2 separate regions of the Mus musculus genome follow, and region 2 is linked to region 1. A link is a loop called in an ENCODE intact Hi-C map of the cell type or tissue named here. Cell type or tissue: left cerebral cortex. All regions are shown on one strand. Each heading gives the region's core, and the rest is flanking DNA. Links, peaks and the distances in the headings are about the cores only.

Region 1 (9,910 bases), core at 4,859-7,358:
ACACAAGGCAACAAGAAGTGCAGGCTTGACTGAAAAGTGGCAGATGTGATAGTGGAGGAAAAAGAAAGTAAAATCAGGGTTAGGCAGTGAAGGAACTTGAAACTGAGGGTGAAAAAGATAGCTTTCATGCCGTGGACAAACCAAAAGCTTAATTAAAATACTCTTCTGTATAATTATAAAACACACCAAAGTAAGTGCATTTAAAGTGTGGGTATGAGATGATTTTTCTGGAGCATGCATTTCTGATAGTGTTTGCACAGTGATTTCAGTGCCACACAAAACTACTGAGCTCTCCTCATCAATTGTCACTATTTCAACATCTGCATGAATAATGCATATGAGAGATAGCATAGGAAGCAGGATTCAGATTTGCAAAAGAGGAACAGCAGACCCTGGAAACCCTAATTGTGGTTATTGGGCAATGTTGTCTAGTCCACAGCTCAAGACTTTGACACTTACTGACTTTAACAGGGTTGTGCAATCCTTGGACGTAAGCATTTAGCTTGGCTGAAAATGAGTGCATTTTACCTGATAGTTTTCTCAAGGAGATGATGGCTCTCAATGTCTAAATTCATATTTCGACTGAAGTCAACTCCAGATGCCTCCTCTTTCCCCTGTACAATTGAAGGCTTGTGTTTGGGGTTGGTGAATAGGGGACCCAGGATTAGCCCATAGTAGACTAAATTGTAAATGACTGAAAATAAGCTCATTTGTGTCTATTTATTCATCCTTATTAATAGATTTGGGCATTTAGAAACGCCTCAAGGAAAGGCAGAAGTGCAAGTAAATAAGCCTGTGAATGATCTCATTAAACTCTGGGATATTCGAAATACACAAAACCATGGGAAATTAAGGCTGCTAAAGTCACAAGAAATCAGATTTTTCTAAAATATATTTATTACTCCAAGTTAAATTATTGCCTCTTGAATAGCAAATGTTTACAAGTAAGCATGAATGTCCTGTATAGGTCCAATTAATTATTTGTTTCAGTGTTGATTTGAAAATCTATCAAGAGAATTTTATTTAAATTGTTATTAGTGAACTCCTACCTCATTTCAAGCCACATAATTTAGAAGGTCGTTACTGAGTCCTTCCTTTTCTTTCAACAAGCTTTATGTTCGAATAACTGGGTAAAGAAAGCAGCAATCAGATAAATAAAACAGCCATTAGGGTGAGTCAGACCACCAAGGTTTAGTTATGAGAGATGACAAATCCTCTTACACTTCTTCCATGGGAAAATACCACAAAAGAAAACAAGAGATAAATGAACAGAGAAAAGGATGCATAACCATATTCTGATATCGCATTGTCACCACATTCTTATATAATTGGGAAACTCATTCAAATTGTCTGTGCCTCATTTTTCTAATACTATGAGATCAAAGTATTAGAATAAATGACATGAAAATACTGTTCTGTGTCTTAAATGCTCTGATATGATTATTCTGCTGTGTAAGGTAGATGCTTGCAGACTTTTAAAAAACAAAACAAAAAACCAAAAACTGCCTTTGTTTTTTTGAACCATAGTATTTTGTTTTATGTCTAAAATTAAAATAGCCACAATTTACTAGAAAAGTAGATACTTATTTTTCTTTATCACTGGTTTCTTAAGTATTTTAAGGGATGGTAGGTGCCATTACTTCCTTTTATAAGATAAAGTACAAACAATAGTTGATGTAGCACAACACATTTTTTGTTAGGCATTTGTAGTTTAACTCGTTATGGTGGCTCTATGACTTTCGTGTTGGAAAGTCTGCTCTCAAGTCTGGTCTCTCCATCTCTGTCTGAGCTCAGCAAATCTCAGAGCCTCTCAAGGACTCATGTCTTTATGATCAATTGGTCCCACCTAACAATAACATAGCAAGCAGCTCAACTACTACTATATACTCAGTGGGTCACTTGGCAATTAGACCTCGGATGTCAAGAAAGTGGAGAAGACCCAAATCAATTGCAAGTCTAAAAATAAGAGGAAACAAGGAAGTCCTTGTAGTTCTTTTGAGCATATAAGTAAGTTTGTGGATGATAATCTCTATACTTATTAAAGGATATAATTCAGGCACTATTTTGTATTCTATGTGTAGAAAGAGTAAGCTACATGAACCAATAGCTAAGTCTTCTCTAAAAGCATATAATCAAATGTTATATGTTATATGTGTATTTGAGAAAAAAAAAGTATATTTGGTAATTTGTTGTACAAAGTTAAATTTCTTCTGACAATCATATTCTTTTTTATCTTACATGATTGTTCAACTCAGATAAAGTATTGCAAAATTTAGAGAATAAATACTGTCCTTATTATCATAACTGATTAAGTTCCCATGTTAATGGGAGTGTGTAATTTTACAAGGAATTTCTTGTACAATAGAAGACAAAGCAAAAAAGATTATGGACACATTTAATTTTTCCTTGTGTAAACAACTTAGAACCATTTAAATGATAATTGAAATATTTTACTGATGACAGATTTATGCATTTGTCGTGTAGGGGAAGAAGAGAGGGAAGCTTTCCAAAGGAAAGTGTGGCTGCAAAGATAAAACAAAGAGCTCACCATACAGACAATCCCAAAGAGGAACTGACACAGTGAAAAGTGTCGAATGTTGCCAGGGTACAGTGGAAGCTGTCTTAGTATTTTCCAGCGAGTTAAAACAATGAAGTCAAATTTTCAATGGATAAGGGGTATGCCAGGACTAGGAAGTATCATAAAGTGATGTGATGACCTTGATCATTTTGAGGCTGAAAGGAAGAAAGCTCGATCAAATTGCAAAATGGCATGGTTTCACTATCTCACAAAGTTTATTTCTATTTATAGTATGTCCACTTATCAAATAATTTCTTTTTCATTTAGGACATCTTCTTTTCTTACTGTTAAGAGCTTTGAATGTCCCAGTTGTCCAATGTGACTTAAATTTGATGATGCCTGCCATGATGTCATGTGGTCTAGACTGTACTGCCATATAAAGGCAGAAAAGGTAAGCCTACCTATGGCATCATAGTTTCTCTTTGGTGTGGATAAACTGAGACCCAAAGTTACCATTGCTCATATATTAACGACAGCCTTCTTTTAAATATATTGCTGTGGAAGCAATGGGTTCATTCTCACTCTGTTATCCCAATATGTTGATTCGTGACAAAGACAAACTTGCCTCAAGCTGTCTACTGAGCTCATTGTGGTCTTTTGGTGGCAATTCTATAAATGCAAAGCAAATAATCTAGTGTCTGTCCTTGTTCCTTGAGTGTATATTCCGAATATTTACTATTGGTAAACCTGCAGCTGTTTTCTTATCTGAGGTGGTAGTGCTATAATTATTTCACTCCTTGTACCTTTAAGAATAGCCTTTGCTTTCAAGAGATATTGCTTTTGTGGGGATTCCTTTTAGATACCTAAAGTAATAGAGAGGATTATTGCACATTGATCGCAAAACAAGATTCCTTTAAAAACTCATCACAAGATATTTCCCTTTATTTCTTTATAAAGAAGTATACCATTTCTTTAACAACCATGTAAAAATAAGTGATCGATGTCTGTTTTAAAAAAGAATCTATGGAACAACCACTGTGGAAATCAATCTGGAGGTTCCTCAGAACATTGGAAATTGAGCTACCTGAAGAACCAGCTATACCAGTCTTGGGAATATGCCCAAAAGATGGCCCACCATGCCACAGGAGCACGTGTTCCACTATGTTCATAGTGGCCTTATTTGTGATATCCAAAATCTGGAAACAACCTATACATCCCATGACAGAAGAATGGATACAGAAAATGTGGTTCATTTACACAATGGAATTAGCTATTAACACTTCCTAAGTTTTGCAGTCAAATGGATGGAACTAGAAAATGTCAACCTGAGTGAGGTAACTCAGACCCAAAAGGATGTGCATGGTATGTACTCACTAATAAGTGGATATTAACCAAAAAACAAAAAACAACAAAAAATAAACAAAAACAAAGCATATAGAATACACAAGATATAATCCACAGAATTCAAAAGGCTCAACAAGCTGAAGTGCCCAAGTGAGGATGCCTCAGTCTCACTTGGCAGAGAGAAGGAAGCAATCACAAGTGGGGAGGGAGGGATTTGGGAGGGAAAGTGGATGGGGTGGGGTAGCAGTGGGGTGTAGAAGGGAACCTGATCAGGTATTGGGGGAGGGAAAATGACTGAAGCCCTGTGGGCCAGCAGAAAGAATGTAAACAGGCAACCTCAAGAAATAGGAGGCTCAGAGGTTCCCCCAGAGTGTGCTAGAGACCTGGGAGGTGAGACTCCCAGGACTCACAGGGAGGGACATTTGATGAACAGAAGGGAGAGGGAACTTATAGAGCTCACCTCCAGCAGGAAGACAGGCCATCAAGTGAGAGATGGGGTTGCCATCCCACAGTCACACCTCTGACCCATAATTGTTCTTGTCTGGAAGAATTACAGGGATGGAAATGGAGAGGAGCCTGAGGAAAAGAAGTCCCAGCAACAGGCCCAAATTGGGATCCAAGTCAAGTGGAGGTCCCAAGGCCTGACAATGTTACTGAGGCTGCACAGTGTTCACAAAAAAGGGATCTATCATGACTGCCCTCCAAAAGACCCAATAAGCAGCTGAAAGAATCAGATGCAGATGTTTGCACCCAACCAATGGACAGAAGCAGCTGACCCTTGTTATTGAATTAGGGAAGGCTGAAAGAAGCTGAGGAGAAGGGCGATCCTATAGGAGAACCAGCAATCTTAATCTGGACCCTCAAGATCTTTCAAACACTGGACCACCAAACAGACAGCATACACCAGCTGATATGAGGCCCCCAACACATATACAGTAGAGGACTTCCAGGTCTATGCTCATTCGGAGATGATGCGCCTAACCCTCAAGAGACTGGAGACTCCAGGGAGTTTAGAGGTCAGTCGGGGTGGAGGGTGGGGGCATCCATGTGGAGAGGAGGTGTGGTGGGGAGGAGGTATGAGATGTGCAGCAGTTAGAGGGTGGGAGGGGAGGGGCAGGGAATGGAATATGGAGTGTAAAAAATGAATTACAAATAAAATTAAATAAAAAATAATCTATGGAAACTTTCTTTTTATGATTTTTTTCAAGAATATGTTCAAAGCATACAGGAACATTCTGTATTTATTTAATCTTGCTAAACGTTTTTCATGTTCATGTCATCTTCTCACTTTGGGCTTTCTCTAGACAACATGTTTTAGAGTAAATACTTGCTATGCTTCTCAAGGTGCTTTCCAACTACATCCACTGAAGTACAGGTGGAAACCAGGACACAGCTGGAGAAAATGTTCTGGTCATGGTAACTAACTCAGCTCTTAGGCCTCTGAGAAAAACAGGTGCCAGTTTCCTATAGGAAATGACCATATAGGGACATGGATAAATACTGCCATTTAAACTTTTTCAGTGTTATTTTGGGGATTTTTCTGGGGCTCTGTAAGATGTATATGACTTTGTAACCTAGTGATTTGCCACAAACACAGAATGGGGAGCTCTTAACATTTACAAGCAAGGGAACCCTTTATTTGCCCACATTAGTACATCCTTGTTTAATTCTGTGGTTCTGCTTTGTCTGTATTCTGTAACAACAGGGGGGCTACTGTTTTGTGTTTGTTTGTTTGTTTGTTTGTTTGTTGTTTTTGTTAAAATAATTTGGTGTGGTATTTTGGAAACATGACAAAAGAAGGCAGATTCACTATTAAAATATATGGCCTACACTTTCACTTTCTGTATTTTAAGTTCTTGCTCTGTTATTAAGCTCAGATGTTTTAAAGTCAAGATAGTTAAGGTAGAAAATGTAATTCAAACAAGGGATTATTGAGAGAAGTGTGAAAGAATTAAGTGAAGAAATAAGGAAACAATTGGAGTGCAGAGCTAGCACCCCTAGAAGCAGGTGGTCCCTGGAGCTGAAGGGAAGTTATCTAGAGCTAGGCAGAAGTGGAATTGTATAGAATGAGTTAGCGGTAGGACTTCCAGTGGGACATAGCTGCTGTTGGAAAGGGAGTGAAAACCAGATAGATACAGCACATCAGCTGCACTGCCTTTGCTGTCTGCTAGTTATCTTTCTCCAGAGCCTCCAGCTGGTGATTGCAGGCAGAGCAAGAATCAAGGTGACTCAGAACATAGAAGCAGAGACAGCTCCTACCACATGAAGACAGAGATTCTTTACCTATGGCTTTCCTTTTCTTCTGGAGTTAGCAGAAGCAACACAGATTAAAGAGTAGGTGTTTAAAAACAAAAACAAAGTAGTGTGATAAAACTATTTAAAACTAAGGGTCTTATACTGTCAGATGGCTCTATCACATTTCTACACTAGTAAGCAGCTTCCAATTACTGTGTTTATAAAGTACTATTTTAATTATCCAACCTCCCACCTCCATTTTTTAAAGGAAAAAAAAACCACTTTTTAATGAAAAGTGTTTATATTAGACAAATACTTTGGAGTATTTGGTTGGCAACAGCTCATTGCTCCTCTACTCAAACTTCTAACCCTTGCTCTTGTCTAGAATTTTCAAATCCAGTCTCAAATGTGGGGCAACTCTCTCCCACCCCCAGCTTTTACTGCCCAAGTGGGTATTAGGCTAACATGTGTGTGGATCTGTCCTGCTACTTCTAGCCAGTGTATTTACACCTTAATACAAGTTAACCAACTTTCCAGCTATTCATCTTTTCCCTTCATCAACCACTTAAGATACTCCTAGTATGTGACAATACTTACTAGACACTAGCTATATGAGGAACAAGAATAAGTTTTCTCTTCTCATGGAGATTATAATTTAACATGGGTTAGTGTTAAAATATAGTAAGCAAATATGTAAACAAGATTTTAAGATAGTAAATATAAAGCAGTTGAATGCATATGTGTAGTATCTATAGAGACATCTGTGACCATCTTTCATTTAATGTGCATTCAAAGTTTTTAAATTAAATAAATAGAGATACACTCCAGGAGACCTGAGATGACTTTCCACAGACTATCTGACATGCCTTTTAAATCTAACTACAATCTGCTTTCTCTGAAAATTTCTCTGCTCACTCAAGCCGAATCTGTCTCTTCCATGGCACTTGTTCACATCCTGCATTTTCCTTTAGCACTGTGTGGTATTCTTCCTGTCCCCTCTGCCTGTCACTTCCTTTTAGCACTTTCTGCTCAAGAATGCCTCATTTTGAGCTGTTGCCTAATAGAAAGCTATTAAGCTCAAGCAGCTACATGAGATCTCCATGGATCACTTGGCTAAGGGTTTACTCGTCCTTCCTCAGTTTGTACTTATTTCATGTGTTGCATTGTGATTGATTTCATATATTATAGATTCATTTAATATATATGTAAAGAGCTGCCTATTGTTTGCTACGAGTGAGAATTATATCTCTGCTTTAGCAAAGCTTTAATTTTAACTTGTTCATAAAGCATAGTTTCTTAAGGTGAAGGTTATCAACTAATCATGTTTAACTCTTGAATGTAGTTAAGATTTTGAAAGTCAGTGTGAAATAGTTATACTGATGGAGTGGGAGGGATGATGGAAGGAAGGGAGGGAGGGAGGGAGAGAGGGAGGGAGAACATAAAGTTGGATGAGTAGGTAGGTGGGGGAGATGTTAAGGGAGAGTTAAGAAATGATTAAAATCCAATTGTATGAAATTCTCTAAAAATTAATAAAATTGTTTTTAAAATTTGCTATGTTCATCTATTCAAATACCTACATGCCTTCTGTTTTTTAATTTTTTATTGAAAATAAAGGATTTTTAATACAATATATTTTGATCAGTTTCTTCTCCCTCATCTCTCAAATCTTTCCCACTTCCTGACCAATTCAAACCCATGCCTTCTTTCACTCTTAAGTAAACAAACAAAAAGGACGAAAAACAAAAATCAAAACCAAAAGCCCAAGAATAAAACCAAAAATGAACAAACAAAACAAGAAGAAATAAACAACAAAAACCAAGGTGTTATTTTGTATAACGTAAATATATATTAAAACTGTTGAAGACTTTATCTTCTAAAATACATGTGAAATTTTCACAAAGAGAGAATTGTGAGACTAGTTATAAAATACTGACTTATATATAATGCATAGTAAAAGAAGGCATTGATATTGGTATTTTACTCTGCCATTCAAAATTTTCAAAAGGAAACAATTTATGGGAAACCTTGAATATTTGAATGATTTAACTTTTCACCTCATAGTGTGTGTGTGTGTACTGAGGTTAACGCTCTCCCCTCCCCCAATGTTGGCTCCCATGAACGTTATATAGAAAAAAGAAAGACTAGAAAGGAGAAGTAGGCACGTTACATTTTGCTTAGGTCGGCTGGCAGATTTCCATGATGTCAGCCCTATTTCGTTTTGCTCTAAAAGCAGGAGCTCATGGGTTTGTTTTTGTGTTTCTTTAAACCTGTGTCCACTCATAATCCTGAGTTCCTCCCAAAGATTATCTTCATGCCCTTGTTAATTGTGACAATTCAAATATAAGGATTTTATTTTTCTTTTCAGTTGATGTGTGACCCTGGTCGCATTTTGACTGAGCTCATGGAAACAGTACTGAGAAGCCGTCTATAAATAAGTAGTTTTGTTTACAGGAACTTACTGTGCAACTGGACTTCGAACACCTGCTGTTCAAGGCTGAGAAGGGAGAGGAGGGGTTTCAGTCCTCTTTACTTGCAGACAATTCCCTCCCACCCCAAAGCAGATGTGGGTACAATCCCCCTGTTAATGCCCCACAGGGATTGTTATAATGCTTTCCTGCCCACCCCCCATTCTACCTCTCCTTACTATTAGATTTCTAAAAATCTACTGAATTTGACTAATGTGTCAAATAAACACAGGATGAAAAAAAAAAGAGTATGTGAAAGCACTATACTTAGAATTATGAAAATAAATATCTACAATTTTTATACTTACCCGTAATTTGTAGTTTCAGCCAACTAAGAAATGTCAATCCTGTGAGCTACTGAGAGACTGGAGTCCAAATGGAGCTTCTCAAATGGCCTTGCAAGTTGGTAGATATAAATATGACAGTGTTTCTGTCCTGTCCTTTCTATGGTCTTTTCTGTCTTTGATGCATGGTGTGTCACAGCAGAAATCATCGCTGTGTTTATTTGATATGGTGATCATTCAGCTAATAAATAAATAACAAAAGCCAAACATTTGTTTACCTAAGATATATTTTGTGAACTTACAATGTCATTAGAACAGAAAAGCAACTCTTCTAATGTAAGGCTTACTGAAACTTACTACTAAGGAAATGAGAAAATGAGTAGGCAGAAATTGTATCCTATAAGCATGATGGAATAATGTGAAATAATATTTTAAAAGAGAGTCTGGGGAAAATTCCCCCTTTCCTCTTCCCATTTAGCCTGTTAGGCCATACTTCCAAGTGGCAGAGCCCACGCTGACTCTGATGGTTGGGAACACATCTCTAAGAAGAACTAGTACTGTATTCTGAGTCACATTTTCTATTTTTATGTAAAGTCCTATTTAGAGCTTGGCTACTATTAGACTTGTCCTGATTTCCCTTAGTTACTGTGATTTAGTCGGCTGATTATTTGCAACATGCACTTTAGTAGTTAGAGACAGTTCTTGATAGATGCCCAAGGTTAGATCAACACACAGGTAGCCTATAATACTGAAAATCGAATCACCTTTAGAATATCTTATTCATTCAATTAGTGAACAGAACTATATTCTCTTACAGAAAGTAGGAAAGAATTATTTAGAAACTTTCACCAGAAACCATCTGTCAATGGATATAAAAGAACTGAAGGAGAAGTCACCTCTCCTTTCAGAGTCGTGTCTTCATTAGTAATTATAAGCAAGTGGATCCAGAAATAGACATGCAGGATCGGAAGACACCACCGCAGTAGCCAGTACTTTCAGACATCACCACAAAAACATGCACTCAATATTTCACAATCATCGTCCCTGGCAATGTCACAACACTG
Region 2 (9,910 bases), core at 2,531-5,030, 120 kb after region 1:
GGATGGGAGAGAGATGGATAGGGAGTAGCAAGAACAGGGAAAGGGCAAACCACAATCAGAATATATTACATAAAATAAAGAATTATATGATTGAATTTTTGTGCCAAATTTCCTGAAAAAAGGTTATTTTTATAGTAGTTTTCTGAATTCCAAATTACTCTTAGGTAAGTTCTGACTTTGAAGATGTAATTACGGTGTCACTGCCCTTGACCTAAAATGTGCTAAAAATCCCAGAACTACTTTCATCACTTTAGCTCTCATTATATTTTGACATGGGAAGCTAGGAGAAGTCATTTGGTGTTTCCAGCACTCAGTTTAGACAGAGAGTTATTTATCTACCTTGTTTATTTATCACACAGGCAAATGGAAGATTGATAATTCTGGAAATATATAACCTGGGCTGCCATGTTTTGAGGGTTCCCTGTAATATTTGTGGTTTGCTTTTTGTCTTACGAGTGATTTTCTTTGTTCATTCCTCACCGCCCTCTACTCTGCCTCCTCCAATTACCTAGTCTTCTCTGTCTTCTTTTCCTACTCTCCTTCTCCCGCCCCTTCTCTTCCTCTTCCTTTTGTTCCTCTTTTACTTCTCAGCCCCTCCTCATCCTTCACCCACTCTTCCTTCTCCTTCTCTTCCTGTTCCTCCTCATTCTCCTTCCTCTTCTTGTGTCTGCAGTGTCAAAGTGAAGACCAAATATTTATGGTATCTGTGGCAGTGCAGCCCCAGTCCATCCCTCGTCATTTTACTAATCAAGATTTAATTAAGTATATGACGAAGTTTGGAAATAATTTCCTAATAAATTTAAATTTATTATAAAATCATGAAAAGAACTAGGGATTCAAGAAAAGGTGTGGAGTTTCTAGTGACAGTGACTAGTCAATCTGGAGGTTAAGTAAATAACGAGTCGAGAATGTCAGCATGTGTGGAACTGCATGGGGGGGTCATTGCTTCTCAGCCTGTTGTCATGTGAAGTTGTAGCAGGAGGTTTGATGGTATCAGTGGATTCTGTGTCGAGCACTGCAGTTATCAACAGGATTGAATCTATCTGTATTTAAGGAGGAATTGGGAGTCACCTGCAGCCCCGCTGTTCTTCCCACTCCATATTCCTGCTAATGGCCAAGAGTGCAGCAACAAATAGCTTGCTGCCACTTTCCAGAGTATTTATAACCAGGTAGTACTTAGAATCTCAGAGGGGAAGAGATTTTAAAGAAAAATATTGTCCTGATAAAGCAAGATGACAGGAGAATAGTTCAGGATCACGTTAACTGAAGACAGTTACCTAAAAACATAGAATAAAAAAAAAACACCATAAAAATCATAAAAATGCCATGAGTATTTTCATTCTTTCTCATCTTTTATTTAGATTTTGACAATCTTTGTTCTGTTATCAACTACTTTGTAATAGCTATACTCTTATAAAGTGCATATTTTGTTACAATGGAAAAATAAGATAACATTTCTTGTGTTTAAATGAGATAATACATATAAGTCAGGAAACGTCTTCTAAATATAACACCTTTGTTTGCTAAATAAATAGGATAGTTTATTATATAACAATGTACACGAATCAAAACCTACCATGTAATTAAATTTACATAGTAATCATTATAATTAGTATATTTTATAGATATGCTTATCATCTCCTATATCTCTGTCTCTGTCTGCCTTTCTGTATGCCTCTCCTTCTCTATTTGCCTCTCTGCCTGTCTCTCTCAATCTCTCATAAACACACACATACATGCATATTTACTTGTTACATACTCAGTGGTTAATATAGTGTTATACATATAAAACCTAAAAACTCTGTAAATACTACATGCACAAATACATAAATAAGTAGCTACTGTATTTATTTGTGCTTATATATTTCACTTTCTTTTGTCTTTAGGGTGTATTCCCAGGGATAGAATTACTAGATCAAAGTGAACTTAACAGTTGTACTCTTATAGCTATTGCCAAATGGATTGTCAAGAAGGTTATGTTGGTTTACATGCCCCACCCAGTATTGTTCAAATGCAGCATTGTCACCCTTCCATAGCAGCACTGAGATCTCCGCCTGCAAAATGCTCTGACTGTGAATGTCTAACTTAGTCTTGTTTTAAATTGCATTATTTGATTACTTGCAATGTTGATAAATTCTGTGCTGTTATATTTATGGTTTTTAATACTTCATTTGTAAAATTAGTTATTATTTTCAAATTACAAATAATTTTAAAAGTAAATATTACTTAAAAGTTCTGAAAATAGCAAGGTTGCAATGACCTGAATTCACTAGAAAAATTTGACAACCATTAGTAATTTTATATTAGCTTAAATTATTGATAGACTTATATTTGCTAGAAAATGCTGGAGATAAACTTAGTATCTTCTATTTCTTCCCTGTCCATCCAGATACATTTGTCTTACAGCCTTATGACTAGTGTTTTTAGTATGTTCACAAAACCCCCTACCTATTGATATGTCTTTTCTTTAACTCAGCCATCTGTTTTTTTCCCATAGTGTTTCTATCTTGTCACTGAATTATGAGTTCTTAATGTCATAAGTGTTTCAACTCTTTGCTTATCACATTTGTTGTATTTTCCATACTAGTCACTTTAATTACATTTGCTATTGAATTTAAATGAGTACATTTATTTAAATTTCAACTAGTTCCATTATTATTTCTATGTGTACAATTAATATTAAAATTATCTGCCCATTCATATGTTTGATTCTGTAATAAAACACCAAATAGTCTATGAGTGCAGGTTTACACATATAATTCACAGCCCTTTTTTTGAATGAAATGTCATAAATATAGAATGTTAGCAGCTATTAAAAATCTGCAGTTTCCAACTGATTATCTTCAAGTAAAATTCACAAAACTTAAGATCTCTAAAGGTCTTGTATCTTAATTAATTCTTTTCTTTCACACTATTAGCTTATTGTGGAGGATGAAATGTTAATGATTTAATTAATTGAAATTTATCAAAAGATGCATTTGTAGAGGTAATCTAATATTCATCTAATTTCAAGTATCACTGGAAGGACACATTTCACTGAGCTGTTAGAAACCAAGCCGTGCAACACCTTTCTCAGAGCTTGTTTTTTCTGAGTTTGTTGCAAAAGGATTTCAGAATCTGTCCATTATATTAAGGGTATGGCAGGCTTTTATGAAATAAATATGTTTAATCAAATGGATACAACTTATAATAAAACACCTTTCTAATTTATCCATATAAGAGATTGTATAAAGAAAATATATTTAGAACTTGTAACTCAAAAGTAAAATGCTTTACTTTTCAAATCAGATAAATAATTACACAATCTGAAAACACTTCCACTAAACCTGTAATCTATAATTGGTCAGCGAGACTCCTCTCAGACTTGCGGAGGACAACCTGAGATGCAGCTTTGTATATAAACGACCATTTGCAGGAACGAGGCATGAATGAACGGGGCTCACTGTGGATGTGCCCACAGAAGTAAATGACTTCTAGTTTCACAAAAAGCATGAAAATGTGATCATTGTTGGTCTAAAATAGAAAGTTATTTTGTTAAAGCCTCTATAGTAAAATTTATTCAATGTGCAGTAGTTATGGTTAGGTTTATTTAGAAATTAGCAGGCAGCTATGAGCAATGCATTTTTATATTTGAAAATAGCAATTGCTTAATATAAAACCATCAAGAGCTTAGGGCACACGCACACAAACAAACAAAGCAGGATTCTGACAATCTATTGTTATCTATTTAGCAGAACTTGGGTAAAGGGAAAATAAAATTTAAAAGATTAATCACCAATATTTAGGTTTAGTCAATGTTACCATGGGGCATGATTCATAAAGATATATGTGAACCTTGGATAAATTTCAAAATAAGCAACAACCAAACCCAGTTAATTTTGTGCCTTTTAAGAAATTGATAAATATCAGAAATCAAATAGCTTTCTGGTTAACTGTTGATAACATGTAACTGTTTATAGTATACACTGTGACTTTTTGTTTTTAATGATATATAGATACATAACTATGTATCTAATATACTGATGTATATTTTTATATATTTTATTGATATTAGAGTCTTCCTCTCATGAAATACATCCCAGCAACAGTTTTCTGTCTCTCCACTCCTCCCTCCACACCTCTCCCTCTCCTTGAGATCCATTTCCATGCTTTTCCTCTTCAGAAAAGAGCAGGTCTCCAAGAGATGACAGAAGACAGCACAACCACAACAACAACAACAAAAAAAAATACAATACTTTAAATCAAAGCCTTTCCACTTTCTATCAGCCAGTTCTGCGAGAAAATAGCTCAAGTACAAACAGGGAGTATAAACAAATTCTATTGCCTTTCTCCTAAAGCTGATGATAAAACTGACAAGCTGCTTTCCCCAATACAAGTGGCTAGTAGCTACCGATGTAAAATGTGCCTTTTGTCCTTCTTCCCATGTAAATAAGGTTACAGCTTCAAAAGACATGGGGCATTGTACTGAGAAATCGTTTCAGAGGTGAAAAAACGGGAACAGTCGACAGTTCACAAGCTTTAGTTTTCTATTATCCTGTGTAGCTATGTACCGGTGTTAGCTTAGCCAGACTTCAATTTGGAACCTCTTAGAAAGATTCAGAAAGCTCTCCGGCGCTTCATCGGACTGTTTTTGTTTCTTGTTTTCCCCTTGTCAGAATTGAAGGATAGAGTGGCAGCTATCTTTAGCAATCTGACCTAATGGAGGCTTTCATCCACTCTTTCCTCAAAGCCCACCCAATGCAAGGAACCTTTCCCAAGTGCCCTGGGAAGAAATCTCCTTGGGAAATTCTTCAGAAGGCTATTTAGAGAGCATGCACAGAGACCGAAATAGTTCTCAGAGAGATCTTGGCTTTTTTTGCTGGGAGACTGTCTGGGCTTGTTGGCCAGATACTTCACTGGGTAGATCTTTGCTCGTCAGTGTTTAGCCCGGTGAAACTTTTTTTTTTCCCCATTAGATGTTTCTACTTTCTTCTTCCTTGTAGAAAGAAGTTTCACATGGACTACTTATCTACAATAAGACGTTTGAAGAAAGAAATAACAGAAAAAAAAAATAGAAAGTAAAACACCAGGGATGTGATTAGATTTCAAAAGCTGTAGCCATTGTAAAACGAAGGCTACTGTGCCTCTTGCTAGTATCTCTTGAATGTTAGAAGGATGATGCTATAATTTAATTTTAATAAACTAAAATTCCTTCTCTGACAGGGATTCATATTATGTCTGACTTTTTAATTACCTTAATTATTTTTCTTTCATTTGTGATATATATATATAAACGGGAAATATATATATATATATATATATATATTTGTCTCTAACACAAGCATGCAAAGGTCCCTATAACCAGGACAAGGTATTTTCATTTTCTTCTGTTTTCCCTGTTGCATTCCTAACTGCATTTAATCATGGTATTTAAAAATAAACTGATTTCATTTTAGGAAGAAACTTTAAATTGAATTATTCTTAAAACTTGTGATTGCATTTTCTACATCTCCAAACTAGCCATGGAAATGAAAGGTTAAAAACAAACAAACAAACAAACAAACAAACAAAAGAAAAACTAGGAAGGTCACAGACAATCTTGAACTTTTTCTTCCCACCCCAAACTAGCCTCATTTCAGAACTGATAATATGAAATAGTATGTTGGTTCAGACTTATAGTACCCATTTCAACATCTCCACCAGGAAGACAAAGGCGCCCTGAGTCAAATATTGTCTAACAAAATAAAGAGCAGCTCAAACACCCGGCTCAGCTACTGACTAATTGCCGCAATAACACAGTGCTCAGCTTTGCTGCTGGAGAGTGAGTGTGGCAAACGGTATACTTCTTATTGGAATTAAAAGATGGCTGGGGGGAAATACAAGAATACTCTTATAAAAAAAGTTATGAGGTAATCTCGTTATAAGTTTTCCAAACTTCCTGCTGAGTGTTTGTTCCAAACGTCATTTAAATAGCATGTTACAGTGATACCTCATTTACATGGTGTGTCAAAGTGTTACAGTTTCCACATTTCTAGACGCCCAGGTCCAAGACGACATTGCATAATGAAGGGAAGGGGTGCAAGATTTTTAGGAATGAATTTCAATGTAAATAGCAATCAGTTTTTCTCTCCAGCTTCCAAGAACGGGGTGCATCAGTGATGCACTATGTATCCTGTCCTGGATGTTGCTATGCTCATGGATTTAGGCACTTTTCGAAAACATGGAGAGGGCATTAATGGCACCGAACAATTACTTTTTAAAATTCTGTTCTTTTTTCTTTCTTCATTTGCGTTCTATCACAAATTCATCTAAGCATACAAATCGTTGTTTCTCATTGGGGAGTTTATCTGCCAAAATTTTATTGCTATAGGAAATGTATGTCACTTTGGATTATCATTTGGCGCTGTTGAAGCCAGAACAGTATGAGCTTCAAACTTGGTTTTTAAAAAATCTAATTAGTATCAACTGAAAAACAAGATCCCCAAAGACATTTCTTTCTTACTTTTCCTACTACAAAAGATGATTGGTGATAAAATTACTAATTTGTGAATTTTTTTTGCTTAGACAAAACTGTATTTGACACATTTAAAGCATATTATTTTTTACTAATATACACATTTTCTTAAACTGTGCTTTAAAAATGGGGGAAATTAAATTAATCGAAAAGTTTGTACTGGTTAAATCCAGTTAGTATGGGCTGGAATGAATGAAAATAGAATAATTGAAGGCATTAACTCTTCCAGTAGCTCTCCAGGTAAACCTGGAGAAGATGGTAATCAATAAGGAAAATTTGCTAAGAATTATTTGCCTGTTAGGTTTTTGAGTGAAAGAAATGCAAAGATAATATAGAAAATCTGCACTGTGTGATCAAAATTCTTTTTTTTTCCTTTAGCTACTTTAAATTCCAGTGGGCAGGCATATGCAAAAATAGTAACTGGAATTTTCATCAAAATTAGTAGGAAATTGTATTTCTAGATACATGTATACACATTCACATGTGTATATACATCCATAATAACATGCCCACGTGTAAAGACACAAATGAACTTATCTAGAAGCTATGTGGAAACTACAGAGGTAAACTAGTACATGAAATCATGTACACTATGAGAACTGACTCACCTAGATGTAATACAACCACCATCAACCTTTTTCATCCCCTGCAAACACAGTCCACACAGTCTGCAGCGCTTCCTTTGCAGGTTTATTTCATGGCCTGTGAAACATAAACCAGAGATGGATAGAAATGATCATTGCTTTATTAGGAGACTTCTCAGAGCAGAGAAGCATAGACGAGAGATGAAAATGTGAAGGAATGTCACTGCTCAGAAAAGAAAAGGAGCAAAATGATTCAAGAACACGTGGGAAATTATCACCATTCCATAGCATCTTAGCATTTGTTAGTACATTTCTGACAAATGAACACTGTAGGGTAAAGATCATCTTTAAAGGGTAAAAATGTTCAGGGAAGAAGGATGTGATCCTGGATCTATTTTAAAGAAACTAGAGAAATAAAATATTACCAATGACTAAAGTGTTTAGGAAAATCTATTATAGGTCATGAAACAGTGAATCTTTAAAGCATTTTTTCTTTTACTTCAAAACTTAATAATATGTTTGTATGATAAAATATTGAAAATCATTTTAATAGTTGATAGAATCAAACTAGCTAATTAGTATCTCTTTGCTATATCTTAACATTATCTCATATTACTAGTTATTTATCTTTTTTTTTTTTTACTTTTGAGTGTGTTTGTTTTTGCATAACACAAATCTTATACCATTATCACATTCAAATAAACAAAACTGTCTTTAAGCTGGAAGTTTTGTGTCATAAATTTTCTCCAGCAAATTCTCCTGTAGAGAAATTCTGAAGAGCTTCAATGAATTGCTGTCACAGACTGAGCAATGCAAGTTTAGGAACTGCTTGCTACTGTGATGTGTGCTCAGAGATCAGTGGGTACAGCGTGTATGTATGTACACAGACTTTCTCCTTTTTGCCTCTTACCAAATTAGATACCACTACTTTATACCCATAGGATAAAAATGCTGGGATAGGCAGACTAAAATAGTGATTGCTCACTGACAGGGACAGAAATCAATCCATTTGATCCCCTCTGATCACAGAGAAGCCATTGGCCCTCATAGTCTTCTGAATGTGAGCACAGCTAAGTTACTGCTCTCTACCATACAGAATCTTGTCCAAGATTTGGCTTACTAAGTCAAAGTGAGCTCACGTCTTTACTGAAGTCTTTATGGTATTGTGGAATAAGAGTAGACTGGGGCTGGAATTCACCTTGAAATTATGTGTCTTTCATGGTTCTCCTTGGATTCTTGCCTTTCAATACAGCATGGTTATGGACCCCATCCCCATCACAAAGTTGTTAGTGATGCTTCAGAATTCTAAGATTCTCATTGTATTTTAAGTCTTCTTGCTAAGAAATGTGATATATCTCTTTAAAAATATTTTTTTATATTTCTCTTTTTAATCCGTATTAGCTACCTGACATGTGGACTCCTTAATGAGAGTCCAAGACAAGAAAAACAGTTATGAAAACTAAGTGAAAATATACTGTGGAGTTTAGTTAATCATGATGTAGCAATATCCGTTCATTAATTGCAACAAATATACCATACTAATAAAGGATGTTAATAATGTGTTAGATTAGAAAATCATTTTTAGACATATTTCTTTTTATTCCTACTTTCTCTAGAAAGTCTTTGAGAAAAAAAATAAATGCATCCAACAGACTTATAAAATACTTGCTTAGGTGCATTGTATTATACTGAATTTGCAGATAATTTAAAAGTAGAGTGGTCTAAATGGAACTTACTAACTGCATATTCTTTCAGCAGTAGGTCGGATAGTAGAATGACTTTTAGGAAGATCCCTACTGCTAACGACAGGTGTATACATAGAAACAAACTCATTCACTCATATATTGCAATTATAAATGCTACACAGCAATACACATATGCACTTATATGTGATTATTAAAAATATTATAGTGAAACTGCCATACTAGCAAACGTCTAGCAGTATTCAGTTCAACTGTTTGCAGACATCATACTGAAACATTTTGAAACAGGAAAGTATAAATCTTACAAATATTTTTAATAGTCTTTTGTATCCGCATTCCTGTTTGTGCTATTAAAGAAATACTTAATAATATATAAATCAATGTACATGTAACCTTTACCTTTGTGAGTGGACAAATCATGTGATCTTATAAACATAATAGGAACATACTGAATAGTTAAACTATTTAATTGAGATTTATCTTTAACTCAGTGCATTGCAAGTTGTCTTTATTTAATGAGTCAATATCTTTTACTCCTCTTGCTCATTTGTGTGAAATATTATTTTATCATTGCTTTGTAACTATCACTAATATCTAAAGTGCATATTTATATCCTGATATATAAATATAATGGGCTGTCAAGTGTAAATGTCCACGAACTACCACTTGTGGGGAACAGTCTTATATTTTTGCTTTCCCAAACACATTTTTGGTCCCATACTCTGACTGAGAGTCCATGTTTCACTCAAACAGAAGTCTACCCTGATATTCTGGTCCATTACATAATTCTCAGAAGCTGGGAGAGAGGCATTTGCATCATTTCTGTTCCCAGATCTGTTCAATATATACTTCCAGTCTGTCATGCCTGAAATTAATTTTTTTACAATCTGGATCTTTACTATATGCTAAAAATTCAGTACAAAAAAGGACTTCCTTCTGCAGAGAGTATGTAAGCCAGAACATCGTGTTCCATCTCTATAATGAAACGCACAGTTCCAATCAAAAGGCAAATTTTTGTTTCAAAATGTTTGAAGAGAATAATGCTTTAAAGAGTTTCAAATAGTTACTTTACAAACATGAAAAGATTCCTATCGTGGAATGTATTTTGACCTAGATCATATAATGTGTCG

What was found. Peaks named below come from ENCODE experiments on the same cell type or tissue, not always from the same donor. Only the 100,000 strongest peaks of a DNase experiment are listed, where the experiment ranks them.
Region 2: a loop joins it to region 1, with 2.6 times the contacts of the local background. A loop is called at or near these places in 3 of 42 quality-filtered maps.

What each region holds. Positions count from the first base shown.
Region 1 is chr13:83,064,909-83,074,818 of GRCm38, reverse strand. It overlaps Gm33073 (a long non-coding RNA gene), which reads left to right. Exons shown (of 3, transcript XR_382688.2): 3 at 2,846-3,077. Among named protein-coding and RNA genes, the nearest start is that of Gm33073, 51 kb to the left of the region's middle. In left cerebral cortex, for the core only: a CTCF peak has its summit at 6,053; DNase peaks (open chromatin) are centred at 6,019 and 7,108; H3K27ac peaks cover 177 bases.
Region 2 is chr13:82,937,829-82,947,738 of GRCm38, reverse strand. No RefSeq gene overlaps it. Among named protein-coding and RNA genes, the nearest start is that of Gm33073, 180 kb to the left of the region's middle. In left cerebral cortex, for the core only: no CTCF peak of the experiment used is centred there; DNase peaks (open chromatin) are centred at 3,443, 3,606, 4,586 and 4,797; H3K4me3 peaks cover 659 bases; H3K27ac peaks cover 2,500 bases.